Linked DNA regions of Homo sapiens: region 2 is linked to region 1. A link is a loop called in an ENCODE intact Hi-C map of the cell type or tissue named here. Cell type or tissue: Caco-2. All regions are shown on one strand. Each heading gives the region's core, and the rest is flanking DNA. Links, peaks and the distances in the headings are about the cores only.

Evidence for each region. Hi-C counts contacts between places; a loop is a spot of excess contacts. Peaks named below come from ENCODE experiments on the same cell type or tissue, not always from the same donor. Only the 100,000 strongest peaks of a DNase experiment are listed, where the experiment ranks them.
Region 2: it touches region 1 in a loop (5-fold over the local background); 1 of 110 quality-filtered maps calls a loop at or near these places.

The regions. Positions count from the first base shown.
Region 1 is chr7:83,344,779-83,353,049 of GRCh38, reverse strand. No RefSeq gene overlaps it. Among named protein-coding and RNA genes, the nearest start is that of PCLO, 190 kb to the right of the region's middle. In Caco-2, for the core only: no CTCF peak of the experiment used is centred there; a DNase peak (open chromatin) is centred at 4,799; H3K27me3 peaks cover 145 bases.
Region 2 is chr7:83,280,463-83,288,733 of GRCh38, reverse strand. No RefSeq gene overlaps it. Among named protein-coding and RNA genes, the nearest start is that of PCLO, 120 kb to the right of the region's middle. In Caco-2, for the core only: no CTCF peak of the experiment used is centred there; no DNase peak of the experiment used is centred there.

The DNA.
Region 1 (8,271 bases), core at 2,318-6,317:
CTTGTATACTGAAAACTATAAAGCACTGATAAAAGAAACTGAAGTAGAAACAAATAAATGGAAAGACCTCCAATGCTCATAGATTGGAAGAATTAATACTGTTAAACTATCTATATAAGTCAGAGTAATCTTTAGATTCATTACAAGCCCTATCGAAATCCCAAAGACACTTCTAATGGAAACAGACAAAAACAATCCTAAAATTCATATGAAACCACAAAAGACTCAGAATAGCCAAAGCAATTTTGAATGAGAATAAGGCTGGAGGTGTCACACTTCCAGATTCCAAAATATATGATAAAGCTACAATATTCAAAGCAATATGCTACTGGTATAAAACAGCCATACAGACCAATGGAACAAAATAGAAAGCCCAGAAATAAACTCACTCATGTATGGTCAACTGATTTTCAACAAGGATGCCATGAATGCACAATGGGGAAAGGATGATAGTTTCTTCAATAATTGGTGTTGGGAAAACTACTTATCTATATACAAAAGAACAAAATTAGATTCTTATTTTATACCACACATAAAAATTAACTCAAATGAATTAAAGATTTTAACATAAGATCCGAAGCAGTAAAACTTCTATAAAAAATTGGAAACATCATCTTCACATTGGTCTTGACAATGATGTCTTGGATATGACACCCAAAACACAGGCAACAAAAGCAAAAATAGATAAGTGATACTACATCAAACTTAAAATAGTTTGCACAGTAAAGGAAACAATCAACAGGGTGAAAGGGCAACCTATGGGATGGTAGAAAATTTGTAAAGTGTGTATATAATAAAGAATTAATTTCCAAAATATATAGGGAACTCCTAAAACTCAACAACAACAACAACAAACCAACCTGACTCAAAAAATGGGCAAGGACTTGAATGGACATTTCTCCCAAAGAGACATCCAGATGGCAAACAGGTACATGAGAATTTGCTCAACATCACTAATTATCGCGGAAATGTACTTCAAAACCACAATGAGATATCATCTCACACCTATTAGCATGGCTATTATTAAAAAAAAACAAAACAAAAGATAACAAGTGTTGGCAACGTTGTGGAGAAGTTGGAACCTTTGTACACTGATAGTGGGAATATAAAATGGTACAGTCATGACAAAAAGCAGTGTGCAGGTTCCTCAAAAAATTAATAATAGAACAACCATATGATCTAGCCTATACTCCCTTTCCAGATATATTTCCAAGAATATTGAAATCAGAATCTTTAAGGGATATCTACACACCCATATTCATTGCAGCCTTATCCACAATGGCCAAGATATGGAAACAACCTGAATGCCCATCAATGGATGAGACAATATAGAAAACATGTATATATGTATTCAATAGAATATTATTCAGCCTTGGAAAAGAAGGAAATCTTACCATATGTGACAATATCCATGAACCTGGAGGACATTAATGCTAAGTGAAAGAAACCACATGTAGAAGACATATACTACATGATTCCTCTTGTTTGAGGCATCTAAAATGTCAAACATATAGAAGCAGACAATAGAATGGTGGAGCTGAGAAGAGGGGGATATGGGAAGATGTTGTTCAATGGGTATGAAGTTACAGTTAGACTATACAAGATAAGTACTTCCAGAGATCTTCTGTACAACATAATGCCTATAATTAAGAACAAATATTGTGCACTTAGAAATTTTTTAAAATGGTCAATCTCAATCTCATGTCCAGTATTTTTACCACCAAAAAAAACAGGGAGATTAAAAAACTTTTGGAGGCTATGAATTTGTTTATTGCATTGATTGTGGTAATGGTAACATGAATGCATACATATGTCCAAACTCATAAATTGTATACATTACTTATGTGCAGTTTTTATATACCAATTATACCTCTATAAAGTTGGGAGGAGAGAAAAAAGAGAGGCATGGCCAGGATCAAGTATTCTCACCACATCCAATCACAATGTTGCCCTGGGAAAGTCTTAATAGAGTCCATAAGCTGACTCTACTATTTGTAGAGTCCCAAGCAGCTTACTTTCTTGGCTGTCCCAGAAAGTAAAGAAATTACAGTGTTACACATTCTTTTACCCACTCCCTCTAAATATTTTCTTGGGCTCATTTTCTAAGGGAAAAATCTAATTATTCTAACACTCTGTGTTAGTTTTTAACTAGACATAGCCAAAATGTTGAGCTTACCTAAAGCTATGCCCTGCTAGTTAAGAAGATCCTGATATTTGTTTAGCCTGTTGGGTTGTCTGACTGCCCTGACTGTGGTGGCTTCCAGCTCTTTGCCCTAGTAAACAGGTCCCATTTGGCTTACTTTACTTCTATATTGTTTTCCTTTAAGGCAAGGTCCTGGATTATTGCACACCTAGACATAAGCCTTCACAGTCTTAAAAAAGATAGGATTTTGAGAGCTAAATATGATTTAGGGAAAGGTACCACCAATAGCAAAAGTGTAAAGAGGAAAATAAGTACAAGAAATGGATTTTCCCATGGTGACAATTATAGCTAGAATGGTTCATAGAAAAAGTTTATTGAGCAAAGCAAGTATGAATGCAATAGAAACTAAATTATTGACTTTGTGTGAGGAACCTGTACTAGAAGTTGATGCTCATCCCCAATTTTCATTTGCTCTCTCTTCCTTGCAATAATGGAATCATGTCACTTACAGCTGGACACACAGACAATAAGCTAGACTCCCTTGCAGCTAGGTAGAGAGATTTGGTTTCTCTCAGGCTAATTAAAACATAAGCAGAAATTACATGAGGAATATTTCCTACAACAGAAGTTGTTTGTTTCTCCTCTTTCCTTTCACTGCTGGCAGAAGTAGTATGCATTGGATCTGCTGCCTTGGACCCCATCTGGAATTCATGTTGAGAGTATCAAGTGTACCCCATTAGTCCTGGACTCTTCACTTTTAAACTTTTATGTGAGAAAGAAATAAAGTGTTATATTATTTAAGCCTCTGTGTTTTGGGGTTCCATTTTTGCACTAGTTAAATCATGTTCTTCATTAATAAAGAGATTTGAAGACCTCTGAGCACATAGTGAGTGAGAAGCTCAAGACTGCTATGCCAAAAATAATACCATTAATCAAGTGGAGGCTATCATGAAACATGTTCAAACTCTGACACTGATACCAGGCTGAGCCTCACATTTTCTCTGGAACAGTGCTTTCTCTGGCCAATATTATGTTAACATAAACACATCTGGCAGAATCATCTCTTCCTCTTTCTCACCGAGCTTGATTGATGGTATTTTTAAGAAAACTAATGAGCTTTAGAACAGTAATATTGCTTTTAGTGTCAGCCCTCAGTAGCAATGCAAGCAGACAGCCATGTTTGCAATGTGATATTCACCCTGACAAAACACACCTCTTTTATATTCTTACCAGAGTAACTTAGTCCTTCTCCCAGGCATTTCAGTTAAAACATTGCTAATGTTCATATGACCCCTAGAATACAGAAAGGATTTAGTCTTCTAACATAGTACCCATTTGCTCAGGTAAATTGTTTTATTAGGAGTTGTTACTTACAAAATATCAGAAAAGTAGACAAGAAGCAATTCAACTTTCCTAGGAGATTTGGTAGATGAAACCTTTTTCCCAGCAAAGGGGGTTGTATGAAGAGTGCTTTCAGAGGTTCTTTGTCAATGGCTAGCACTTACAATGGACAAGGCCCCATGCATGCAATATCTCATTTAATGTTCCCTCCAACCCCAAGTGGGAGGACTTTTACCACCCATTTTACTGCAGAGAAGTAAGTGGTAGACCTGGGGTTCAAACTCAGTAAGATTGACCTCAGAGCCCCAGGTTTAACCTACATACTATACTCCCTTAACATCTCATGGCTCACATGAGGACCTGAGTAAAATTTTTTCCTTACTTCTTGGTGTGTCAGGGAGTAAGTCTTAAAACCACTGGGTATGAATCCTTCAACTGTAAGCAGTTGACTTTACAAGGCAGAGCAATAATACAATTTTCTTTAGAATGCTACTAGCCGTATCCCTGGGAAGGCAATGGTGAGAAGAAAAATACATACGTAGTACAATCAGGGTTCACTACATGTTTCCAGGATAAAAGTTATGTGCAGTTTCTAAAAACATCTGAGCCTAAACTGTCATTCCTTTAGTTGGTTATAAACCAGGTCAATGTTCTTAATAAAAAATCATGCTAAAGGCAGTTTTAGGATCATGTTCTTTGAAAATTTACTCTTTTAGGCCGGGCACGGTGGCACATGCCTGTAATCCCAGCACTTCGGAGGCTGAGGTGGGTGGATCACCCGAGGTCAGGAGTTCGCAACCAGCCTGGCCAACATGGTAAAACCCCGTCTCTACTAAATACAAAAAAAAATAGCTGGACGTGGTGGCGCATGCCTGTAATCCGAGCTACTTGTGAGGCTGAGACAGGAGAATTGCTTGAAACTAGGAGGCGGAGGTTGCAGTGAGCTGAAATCACACCATTGCGCTCCAGCCTGGGCAACAAGAGCAAAAATCCAATAAAAAAAATTACTCTTTTAAGGTTTAAAAAGAGATATTTCATAGACTTCTTCTAAATATACCATTTTGTCTTTCATTTAGAGATAGATTGAATTTGAAATATAAATATAGCTTAGAGTGACCTGGGCACAGGAATAAGAGCAGCCCTCCTTTTGCTCTGATTTAATAAGTAGGTCTGGCTGTGAATTTTTCACGTGAGTGGGCTCTGTAATGAGCTGGTTATTTCGACAGTTATCATAATAGAAAGGGTATAAACCAGAGACTGCTTTCTAGTAAGTGCCTCGTGACTGTCAGATAAGGGGAGGAGCTGCTTTGCAGAATGTGCCTGTGACTCAGCTCTGTGAAATTCACCAGCATCCTTCTCTGAGATAGACTAAGTGGCAGAATAAGAAATCTGTTAAGGTCTATTAGTGGAGAAGGAGGACTCTGAGAACTGAATCTTCTTATAGAGGTGTCCACAGCTGATCTAGATAAGAATGGGTTGAAGTCCTCATTTTTTATGACCCTTGGCTTAGGACAATTTATTGTCCTGTAGATTGCTATGAGATAACAATTGCTATGAGCTTTACATGTGGCTGACAGCCCAGCGTGATTTCTTTCCGCTCAGCTATAAGAATTTTCTTATGCTTTCTTCATGAGACTAACTATATTGTGCCATAATGTGCCTCATAATATACTTGTTTTATATAGATGTCAATAATTGATATGTTCTTTATTGAGTTGTTTCTCAGTTTCTTGAGTCATATTTGTATATCACATAGATCAGTGTTTTGCACATAGATGTAAATACTGTATAGTTTTTGAATAATGAGGGGAAATGATTTCTTTTTTATTGTATACTTTAAATTCTGGGATACATGTGCAGAATGTGCAGGTTTGTTACATAGGTATACACGTGCCATGGTGGTTTGCTGAACCCATCAACCCATGATCTACACTAGGTGTTTATCCTAATGCTATACCTCCCCTAGCCCCCCGACCCCTGACAGGCCCCGGTGTGTGACGTTCCCCACCCTGTGTCCATGTGTTCTCCTTGTTCAACTCCCACTTAGGAATGAGAACATACGGTGTTTGGTTTTCTGTTTCTGTGTTAGTTTGCTGAGTATGATGGTTTCCAGCTTCATCCATGTCCCTGCAAAGGACATGAACTCATCCTTTTTTATGGCTGCATAGTATTCCATGGTGTATATGTGCCACATTTTCTTTATCCAGTCTATCATTGATGGGCATTTGAATTGGTTCCAAGTCTTTGCTATTGTGAACAGTGCTACAATAAACATACGTGTCCATGTGTCTTTATAGTAGAATGATTTATAAACCTTTGGGTGTATACCCAGTAATGGTATTTGTGGTTCTAGATCCTTGAGGAATCTCCACACTGTCTTCCACAATGGTTGGCTAATTTACACTCCCACCAACCATGTAAAATCATTCCTATTTCTCCACATCCTCTCCAGCATCTATTGTTTCCTGACTTTTTAATGATTGCCATTCTAACTGGCATGAGATGGTACCTCAAAGTGGTTTTGATTTGCATTTCCCTAATTACCAGGGATGGTGAGCTTTTCTTCATATGTTTTTTGGCCACATAAATGTCTTCTTATGAGAAGTGTCTGTTCACATACTTTGCCCACTTTTTGATGAGGTTGGTTTTTTCTTGTAAATTTGTTTAAGTTCCTTGTAGATTCTGGATATTAGCCCTTTGTCAGAAGGATAGATTGCAAAAATTTTCTCCCACTCTGTAAGTTGCCTGTTCACTCTGATGATAGTTTCTCTTGCTGTGCAGAAGCTCTTTAGTTTAATGAGATCACATTTATCAATTTTGACTTTTGTTGTCATTGCTTTTGGTGTTTTAGTCATGAAGTCTTTGCCCATGCCTATGCCCTGAATGGTATTGCCTAGGTTTTCTTCTAGAGAGTTTATGGTTTTAGGTCTTAAGCTTAGGTCTTTAATCCATCTTGAGTTAATTTTTGTAAAAGATGTAAGGAAGGGATCCAGTTTCAGTTTTCTGCATATGGCTAGCCAGTTTTCCCAACAACATTTATTAAATAGGGAATCCTTTCCCCATTTCTTGTTTTTGTCAGGTTTGTCAAAGATCAGATGGTTGTAGATGTGTGGCGTTATTTCTGAGGCCTCTGTTCTGTTCCATCAGTCTATATATCTGTTTTGGTACCAGTACCATTCTGTTTTAGTTACTGTAGCATTGTAGTATAGGTTGAAATCAGGTAGCATGATGCTTTAAGCTTTGTTCTGTTTGCTTAGGATTGTCTTGGCTATACAGTCTCTGTTTTGGTTCCACATGAAATTTAAAGTAGTTTTTTCTAATTCTGTGAAGAAAGTCAATGGTAGCTTGATGGGGATAGCATTGAATATAAAATTACTTTGGGCAGTATGGCCATTTTCACAATATTGGTTTTTCCTATCCATGAGCATGGAATGTTTTTCCATTTGTCCTCTTATTTCCTTGAGCAGTGGCTTGTAGTTCTCCTTGAAGTGGTCCTTCACATTCTTTGTAAGTTTTATTCCTATGTATTTTATTTTCTTCGTAGCAATTGTGAATGGGAGTTCACTCATGATTTGGCTCTCTGTTTGTCTATTATTGGTGTATAGGAATGCTTGTGATTATTGCACATTGATTTTGTATCCTGAGACTTTGCTGAAGTTGCTTATCAGCTTAAGGAGATTTTTGGGCTGAGATGTGCGGTTTTCTAAATATACAATCATGTCATCTGCAACCAGAGACAATTCAATTTCCTCTCTTCCTATTTGATACCCTTTATTTCTTTCTCTTGCCTGATTACCCTGGCTAGAACTTCCAATACTATGCAGAATAGAAGTGGTGAGAGAGGGCATCCTTGTCTTGTGCTAGTTTAAAGGGAATGCTTCCAGTTTTTGCCCATTCACTATGATATTTGCTGTGGGTTTGTCATAAATAACTCTTATTATTTTGAGATATGATCCATCAATACCTTGTTTATTGAGAGTTTTTAGCATGAAAGGGTGTTGAATTTTATCAAAGGCCTTTTCTGCATCTATTAAGATAACCTCGTGGTTTTTGTCATTGGTTCTGTTTATGTGATGGATTATGTTTATTGATTTGCATATGTTGAACCAGCCTTGCATCCCACGGATGAAGCTGACTTGATCATGGTGGATAAGCTTTTTGATGTGCTGCTGGATTTTGTTTGCCAGTATTTTATTGTGGATTTTCGCATCGATGTTCATCAGGGATATTGGCCTGAAATTTTCTTTTTTTGTTGTGTCTCCACCAGGTTTTGATATGAGGATGATCCTGACCTCATAAAATGAGTTAGGAAGGAGTCCCTCATTTTCTATTGCTTGGAATAGTTTCAGAAGGAATGGCACCAGCTCCTCTTTGTACCTCAGGTAGAATTTGGCTATAAATCATCTAGTCCTCAGCTTTTTTTGGTTGGTGGGCTATTAATTACTGCCTCAATTTCAGAACTTATTATTGGTCTATTCAGGGATTCGACTTCTTCCTGGATTAGTCTTGGGAGGGTATATATGTCCAGGAATTTATCCATTTCTTCTAGATTTTCTATTTTATTTGCTTAGAGGTGTTTGTAGTATTATCTGATGGTAGTTTGTATTTCTGTGGGATCAGCGGTGATATCCCCTTTATCATTTTTTATTGTGTCTATTTGATTCTTCTTCCTTTTCTTCTATATTAGTCTGGCTACTGATCTATCTATTTTGTTAATATTTTCAAAAAACAAGCTCCTGGATTCATTGATTTTTTGAAGGAAGTTTTTTGTTTCTATCTCCTTCAGT
Region 2 (8,271 bases), core at 1,456-5,455, 63 kb after region 1:
TCATTGTTTAAGCCACTTTTAATCAAAAACATGTTATTTTCAAATGAAATAATCTTAGATGATCTATCTTTTGTTGAATTTATTTATTTCAAATTACCATGGAGAGATGTAAATTTCCTGGTCAGAATTCCGAATCATATCTTTTCTCTAATGCAACTGCTTGAAATAACAAACAATAAAAACAACAAAAAACTGTATAAACTTACCACGTGACACTTATTTTGCATTACTAATATGTTACCATGACCATAAATGAATGACAGAATAGAAAATAAGATCTTTTTAAACCTTCATAGTAGTAGAGAATATGTAAATTGAATTGTGTTGCTATAAAATATGTAAGATTTCCAGAGGCTTTTCTGTCTGGGCAGTAATTCAAACTTAATCCTAACCACAAAACAATGCTTCTCTCTCATTTTCTTATTCTCCTCTTTCATCTTAACATATATTGGGATATTAATAGATGCCAGCCTTTAACAATAACTAACAGGCAAAACGTTAACACAGATAATTTATAGAATAGTTTGTTCCTTTTATTCACTCATTTATTATTCACATCACAGAAGAATTAGATATGTTAATAAAAGTTTCTTACAACTCATTTGTCTTGTTGTTCACAATCATACAGCACATTAAACGCCTTGAGGATCTTTGGAAAAAAATACAAATTAGCACCCACAGATATTATTTAATTGGTCTGGGGGAGGATCAGTGGATATTTTTTTAAAGTGCCTCCAGTTGGCTTTAATGAACTGCCAGCACTGAGAATCATTGCACTGAAACTTGTTCAAAGAAGCCACTACTAGGCTAGATGAAATGAGTTGCTCAGATTGCAGAAGAACCTAGGAATGCTCCCCAATCCTCAAGTTGAAGTTTGTAGCCTGCTTTTGAGCCAGGCCTGGAGATTTGGTTATTAGCTTGGAAAGGACTTAAGAAAACTGTCTCAATTATAGAGGAAAGCAGTGTGATTGGAGAAGTCCCAGGTTGTCTTGGTTGTTTTACTCAGAGAAATTTGGAGGAAAACAGATAGTATAAGATGACATCCTCTTTAATAAAACTCCATAGACATAAAAATATCTATGTTTAATATATGTAAGTTAATATGGAAAAGGATAGGTGAGTTATAATTATATCAACATCAGCAAGAAATCTAAAATTGAGGTTATTAACAATATTGCACAGCTGGATGCACACAGAAAATATAGAGTATTTTCTTAATTATTAATGTAATCCAGAGGGATGTGGCACAACCCAAATGCAGCAATACCCATAGTGATAATGAAAACACATATACCCAGGCGAAAATGAAAGAGATGCTAGGTAGATTCTCTCTGTCTTTTAAATTCATTTAGTTATAAAATAACACATACATAAAAACACAACCAATGAAATAAGTAAATACATAGTTGAATAGATTATTATAAAGCAAACATCCTTGTAATTAGCAAACAGATCAAAATAAAATTTTGACAGCAAGCCTGTCCTTGTGACCCAACACAATCACAACTGCTTCCCTCCTCGTAAAAGAAACCACTAACCCGTTTTTCAGAGAAGTCACTTCTTTGCTGCCTTTTAGCCTTATTAGTCTAGCTTGTCTCCTTAGATAGTATAGTTTAGTCTTCCTAAAAAAACTAAACTGAACATTTGATATGTCTCTTTTTTGCTTTTTAACCTTCAGCTTCTCTCTTTATCCCTTCCATTTGCTTACAATTTGCATCCTGAAGAACTTAGGCCAATTGATCTTAGAATTTCCCACAGACTAGATTTTAGAGATTGAAACCTCATAGTATAGTTCATCATGTTGATGTGTCCTTTATGTTTCCTGACAATTGGAAGCTGGATCCAAAGCCTTGACTGGACTCAAATTCTATCTATTCGATAAGACTGTAGATGGTATTATATTCTTTTATCAAGAACATTGTTTCCGGTCGCTTTTTTCATGATATTAGTAGGTGTTGATGCTCAATGCATGGATCCATTAAGAAGCAGCAAAATGGTGATAATTTAATGCCATCATTTCTTATAATGTATTAGACTGAAAACCTCTATAAAGGGACACTTTTCCTCATCTACTCCTTATTTACAGTTCAAATATAGAGAAGAGACACATAATAAATGTTCTATTTTATTTACTACCTTTGAAGATCAGTTGTTTCCCTTTCTTCACCCCTATGTGAGCATTTATTTAATATTGTGATGACCATATGAGATTAAACATATTTTCTGGATTTATCCATTTCAAACATTTTTATTAAAGCTTAGGTGGTCCTGTCTTTAGCCAGGACAAATTGTCATTCAAATAGAATCTTGAGTCTTTTCAATATGACTCTAGTATTCTGATGGCTTCCTTACTATCTAGTATAACAAAAATATTTCAAGACTGTATTGGTTTTGTATTGTGACGTAACAAATATCACAAATGTCAAGACTTAAAAGAACGTGCACTAATTCTCTCACAGTTCTGTAGTGCAGACCTTCAGCATTGCATGCCTGGGTTCTCTTAGGGTCTTATAAGGCTGAAATGAAAGTATTAGATGAATTGCATTCTTATCTGGAGGTTCTAGATAAGAATTTACTTTCAAGGTTACTCAGGTTGTTGACAGATTCAGGCTATCAGGCTGACGTCTTCATTTCCTCGCTGGCTTTTGACTGGTGGTCACTTTCAGATCCTAGAGACCTTGTTCTAGTTCTTTGTATACGCATCCCCTCCATCTTCAAGCAGGCACTGTATGCCAAATCTCCCTCGTGCTTTGAACCTCTAACCTCTTTTACAACCCACAGAGGAAAATTCTCTGCTCTTAAAGTGCTCCTGTGATTCAGCCAGCTAACCAGGATATATTCCATATTTGAGGGATGTTAATTACATCTACAAATCCATTCACAACAGTATTGAGAATAGTGTTTGATTGGTCAAGATGGAAATCATGGGGTACACACATACACACACATACACATACATATGTAATATATAATATTAAGAATAACCTCATGAGTTTAAACTGATATTTCCAAATCAAATTCAGGACTATCACATTTTTTGCTTAACTTCTTCCACTTCTTTTGTATTACATCTGTATCTCCATTCTTCCAACCAGGAATTCTGGTTTTCAAGAACACATGATGAAAGGAACTTGAGTTTCCTATAATGAATGACTTGCTTTATAATATATTTCACACACAAGTATTTCAGAATGATAGTATGAATACTGCAACCACTGATAAGCTTACTGAAAAAAATTGAACTTACAAAATTTAATAAAATATCTTTTATATTCTCTAACCATTAAAATGGTTGAACTATACTATATTTTTGGATCATATAGCCATTATTACACTCCTTCCTTTTTTACACTCATTTTGTCTTTATAAGTAACTGTACCACAAGTTTTTATGTAGGTGACTGTACTTGTTTGATTGTCTGAAGCTTTTTCCTTAGGAAATGCCTCAGGATTCTTGAGAAAAATATTCCTTGAGTTCTTGCATGATGATAAAAGTTTATCTGTGTCCATTATAATTAAAAGTCAGTTTTGCTAGATATAAAATTATTTTTCCACATTTATTTGTCCATATTTAGTATCTTAAATATATTCTAGTTTAGTCTGGCATAGAAAAATTGCTGTTGAAAAGTCTGATGACAAGCTAATTTTATTTCCCTTATGAGTCACTTGAGCTTTTTGCAAAAGCAAAGAGCTCCTTTGATATCTAAAAGAATTTTCTATTTATTTATGTTTTTATAAATTATCCAGTAATTTTATAGACTATGTCTTGGTTTTATTCACTTTAAGTTATATTCCGAAGTATGTAGTGTATTTTTTCATTAAGCAGTTACAAATCATTCTTTAAAATTCAGAAATGTTCTCTTAAATTATAGCTTTCAATATTAGTTTGGCTTATTTGCTTTTGTTTTTATCTTCAGAGATTTCTATTATTCCTAAGTTGGATATACTTTCTTCACTAATATTTATGTGTATGTATATATACATATGTGTGTATATAAACAGTCATGTCATTTAACAAAGAAGATACATTCTAAGAAATGTATCATTAGACAATTTTGTCATTGTGTGAACATTGTAAAGGGTATTTATACAAACCTAGATGGTACAGCCCATAATACACTTAGGCCAAATGGTACAACCTATTGTTCCTAGGCTATAAAACTGTAGAGCATGCTACTATGCTGAAAACTACAGGCAATTGGGACACAATAGTAGGTATTTGTGTATCTAAACATATCTAAACATGGAAAAGATACTGTTAGGTTCTGAAGGGAAGACTAGGGTTAAAGAAAGACACACAGAGAGAAGGAGATACAAACAGCAACACAGGTATATTGCAGACACTGCGAAAATGGGGGACCAGCTTAATGCCAGAATCCACTGCTGCTCACAAGCTGGAGCAAGTCATAGGCCTGGGCAGGAGGGGCTTGGGGGGAAATGACATGCTGCCCAGCAGGATATTGGTAAGATGTTCCATAATAAGGCAGTTCTGGCCCTTGTTCCAGCGGAATGTGGTGTTCCTTGCACTTTCCCCCAGCAGAATATGATAGAGATGTTTCCTCAGTTGGGTCTTTGCCTTTGGTTGGGATTTGTCTGTCTTGTGGTCAGGTGGTTAGGCAGGATGTTTCTCACTGCCTGAACCCCTGTGAAATGTTTCAATTTGACCAAGGTCTGCAAAATAGCAGGAAGCTTATAAAATGGTGGTTTGGACTAACAGGTACAGTAAAAATATGGCATAAAAAATAAAAAATGGGACACTTGCATAAAGTATTTATGAATACTGTCTGCAGGACTAGCTGTTGCTATGGGTGAGTGAGTGAGTGACTGGTGAGTAAACGTAAAGGCCTAGAACATTACTGTATACTACTCTAGACTTTATAAACATTGTACACTTAGGCTATAGTAAATTTATAAAACATTCTTCTTCAATAATAAATTAACCTGCACTCATGTAGCTTTTTTCTTTTATAAACTTCTAAATTTTTAAACTTTCTTATTCTTTTACAACATGTAGATTAAAATAAAAATACATTTTATAGCTCTACAAAAATATTTTTTGTTTATATACTTATTCTATAAGGTTTTTCTATTTTTAAGTGTATTTACTTTCTTTTACTTTTTAATTGCTTTTGTTAAAGAAGAATAAGACACAAACACACACATTATCCTATGCCTACAGAGGGTCAGAGTCATCAATATCAATATTTTCCACTTCCACATCTTGTCCCACTGGAAGGTCTTCAGGGGCAATAACAAGCACGGAACTGTCATCTCCTATGAGAACAATGCACTAGGTTTGTTTACAACAGCATCACCATAAACATGTGAGTATGACCACTATGATGTCACTAGGTAATACGAATTTTTCAACTTGCTCTTTATATATACACACATATACACACACACACAAAGACACACACATAAACTACATATACAAACACACAAAGACACACACATACACTACATCATTTTAATTTTTTAATCTCTTTCATCTTTAAAATATTTCAATCTTCATATTGTTCTGAAGGCATTATTTATTATTTGTTCATTTTTATGTTTTTCCAGTTTTGGTTTTAATGATTTTTAAAAACTTCTAATGGTTTCCAAGTTTTAAAAGTTTCTGTGTTTCCAAGTCATTTCTGTTTTTAAAAAAATTCTTATTTAAACTCTTTTCTCATGACTTGCATCATTTTCCCAATATCTTTTAGTTTCTTTTGTTTTGTTCATGGGCATGTCTTCTGGTGTGTTGTCATTATCTGTAGAAATGTTATGTTGTTCTTATTAATAATTCTATTTTTCTTGTTATATCTATGTATAGGATTAGACCTGATATGTTATTCTTAGTTTTCCTAAACTTTTAGAAGTAGGTGTGGCTTCAGATAGCTTTTCTAACTTCACAGTATTTCCCTTTTCTTTGTTTTCCACATAGTATTAAAAACATGCCGGTTTGCTTCCTGAAATGTCCTAGCTCTATCCCCTTTTCCACTTTTAACCTAATGTCAAGTTAAAAGTATACACACACACACACACACACACACACACACACACACACACACATACAGTATCTTATCACTGGTGAGTTGCCTCACTAGTAAGTTGTGTAAATTCAGAATCATTTTAAAATAAACCAAATTTGATAGGTCAGGCATATCAAATCTACAAAGCCATCATTCTTTCTTATTCCATCAACATTAGATGAAGGCCTATTAAATTCAAAAATTAGCATGTTTGGTTATTCTACTTCTGGATAGGATCTATTTTTTCAAGAGTCAAGCTCAGGTCAAGTGAATATACAATAATAAAATGTCCCATTCACTTTTTTCAAGAACAGGGGACCATATCTGTTTTTTCCTATATTGTATGTCCAACAATTAATACAGTGCCTGGCACATAAGAACTCAGTAAATATTTGTGAAGAGAAGAATACATTTATGAATGAAATTATACTATTGTACAAGTATTCCGATTATGTCCATTTTAGTGTGGCATAACAGCTCAATTGAGTTGATAGATAACTGCATTGATCATTACATAAATAAACATTTATTTTTTATAGATAGGGCCCTAGATTAGGTAAGATTGGCTATTTTAGGATTTACTTATTCAATATTGTGCTAGGAACTACTACTGAAGCATAAAAAATGTAGTATTTGCCTTTTATAGTATAATGGGAAACCTGTAATAGATATTTTTATGGAGTGCATTTACAATATTTAGGATGTGCATAAAAGGGGTGCCAAAACTCTTTTCTCTTTAGGGGACGGCTTTGGAGGTGGGTTAAGAAAGTTACCTGGAGTATGTATTAATTGTGCTAGAGTCTAAAACAGAGTAGACATTGACCAGCTGAAGGAGATGTGGGGCTTTGGAAAGTGTCGCAGAGGAAAGATCTGGAGAAAGGCTTGTAGGTGAAAGGAGAGCATGACAAATTTAGAGAAAATGTTAAGTTTATCTTTGTGTTCATCTCCTGCAATATTACAAATTCATTCAGAAAATTTATAACATTCACTATAATAAAGGATAAAATGTCAGGATTTTTTATTTTGTTTTGTTTTCCTTTCGGCTTTTTGTTTGTTCCTTTGTCTGTATAAGACAGTTGGATTTCTTATGGAGACTCTGCCTAGTCTATAATAGACTAAAGGATTCAAATTGAGGCTATGGCCTTCAAAGGTACTGGATAGAAATATGCAATTTCTGATTTTGTCACCCCATCCCATATATTTTCTGGTTGCCCCAAACCTCTTTATTGTTCATCTGAAGCCCAGGATGGCTTGACCCTGCTTCGTAACACCCCAGATAGGATGTTTTTAAGTGCTTCCTATGAGCAGACACTCTTATAACAGGAGAAAGCAACTTTAAAGAAATTTATTGAGTGGTTGAATGATTCATTCAGTTCAATGCGCTAATTCTAACTACATCTGCTCTTTTTCAAGAGATTTTCCTTTGCCTCAATTAATGAATCTTTAACAAAGTTTCTTTTTAGCAAAGATTTATTGGGTCAATGCTTTGCTGTTCTTTAAAAATTACATTATGTAGAATTGTTAGTACAAAAAGATCTTTCTGTTCCAAACCTCTGTAAGCTTGATATTTCTATTCTCCCTTGAAGTAACTCTCAGCCAGAGCACTAAATTTTAGTAACCTGGTTAAAATTATAGATGCCATCTTAATGTTTCTTCTCCCCCAGGAACTAGGATAATGCATGCAGCAACCCAGGAAGTTAAGCTCAGGTCACATGCTTGCATGTCTAAATTGGCTGATTCATTAAAATATTAAATTTTTAAGGATGAAACTGAGTATGCATGCTTTACATTTTGAATTTTTATAGAAAATTTGAATGCAAATAGAGTTAAACTAAGTACAGATTAAACACAGCTGTCCAGATGTCTGAATTACCACAAGACTTCATAAGTAAGCAGTTCTTTAGGAAAATGAGCCCTTTTGTTCAATTCGTGCAGCAGAGTCCACATTTATTTGTATAGGAAAATTCCATTTCACAAATAGAATAAGAGTAGAAATAAAGGAACTTTTAAATACACGTATCACTTTTTTTTTTTCTGAGTCTATAAGAAATAACCAGAGTCCCGGGGAGTTGGGGAAATGATTGTGATAGATTTACATTAATTTACATATTTTTCTAAATGAGACTAAGCATACTCTTTGAATGTGGAGACTGTGTTATATTTCATGTTGTATACTCAACACCTAAAACAATATGTAGCACCAAGCAAGCCATCCATGAATATTTTCCAACTAAATGAATAAAATTCTAGTAGTG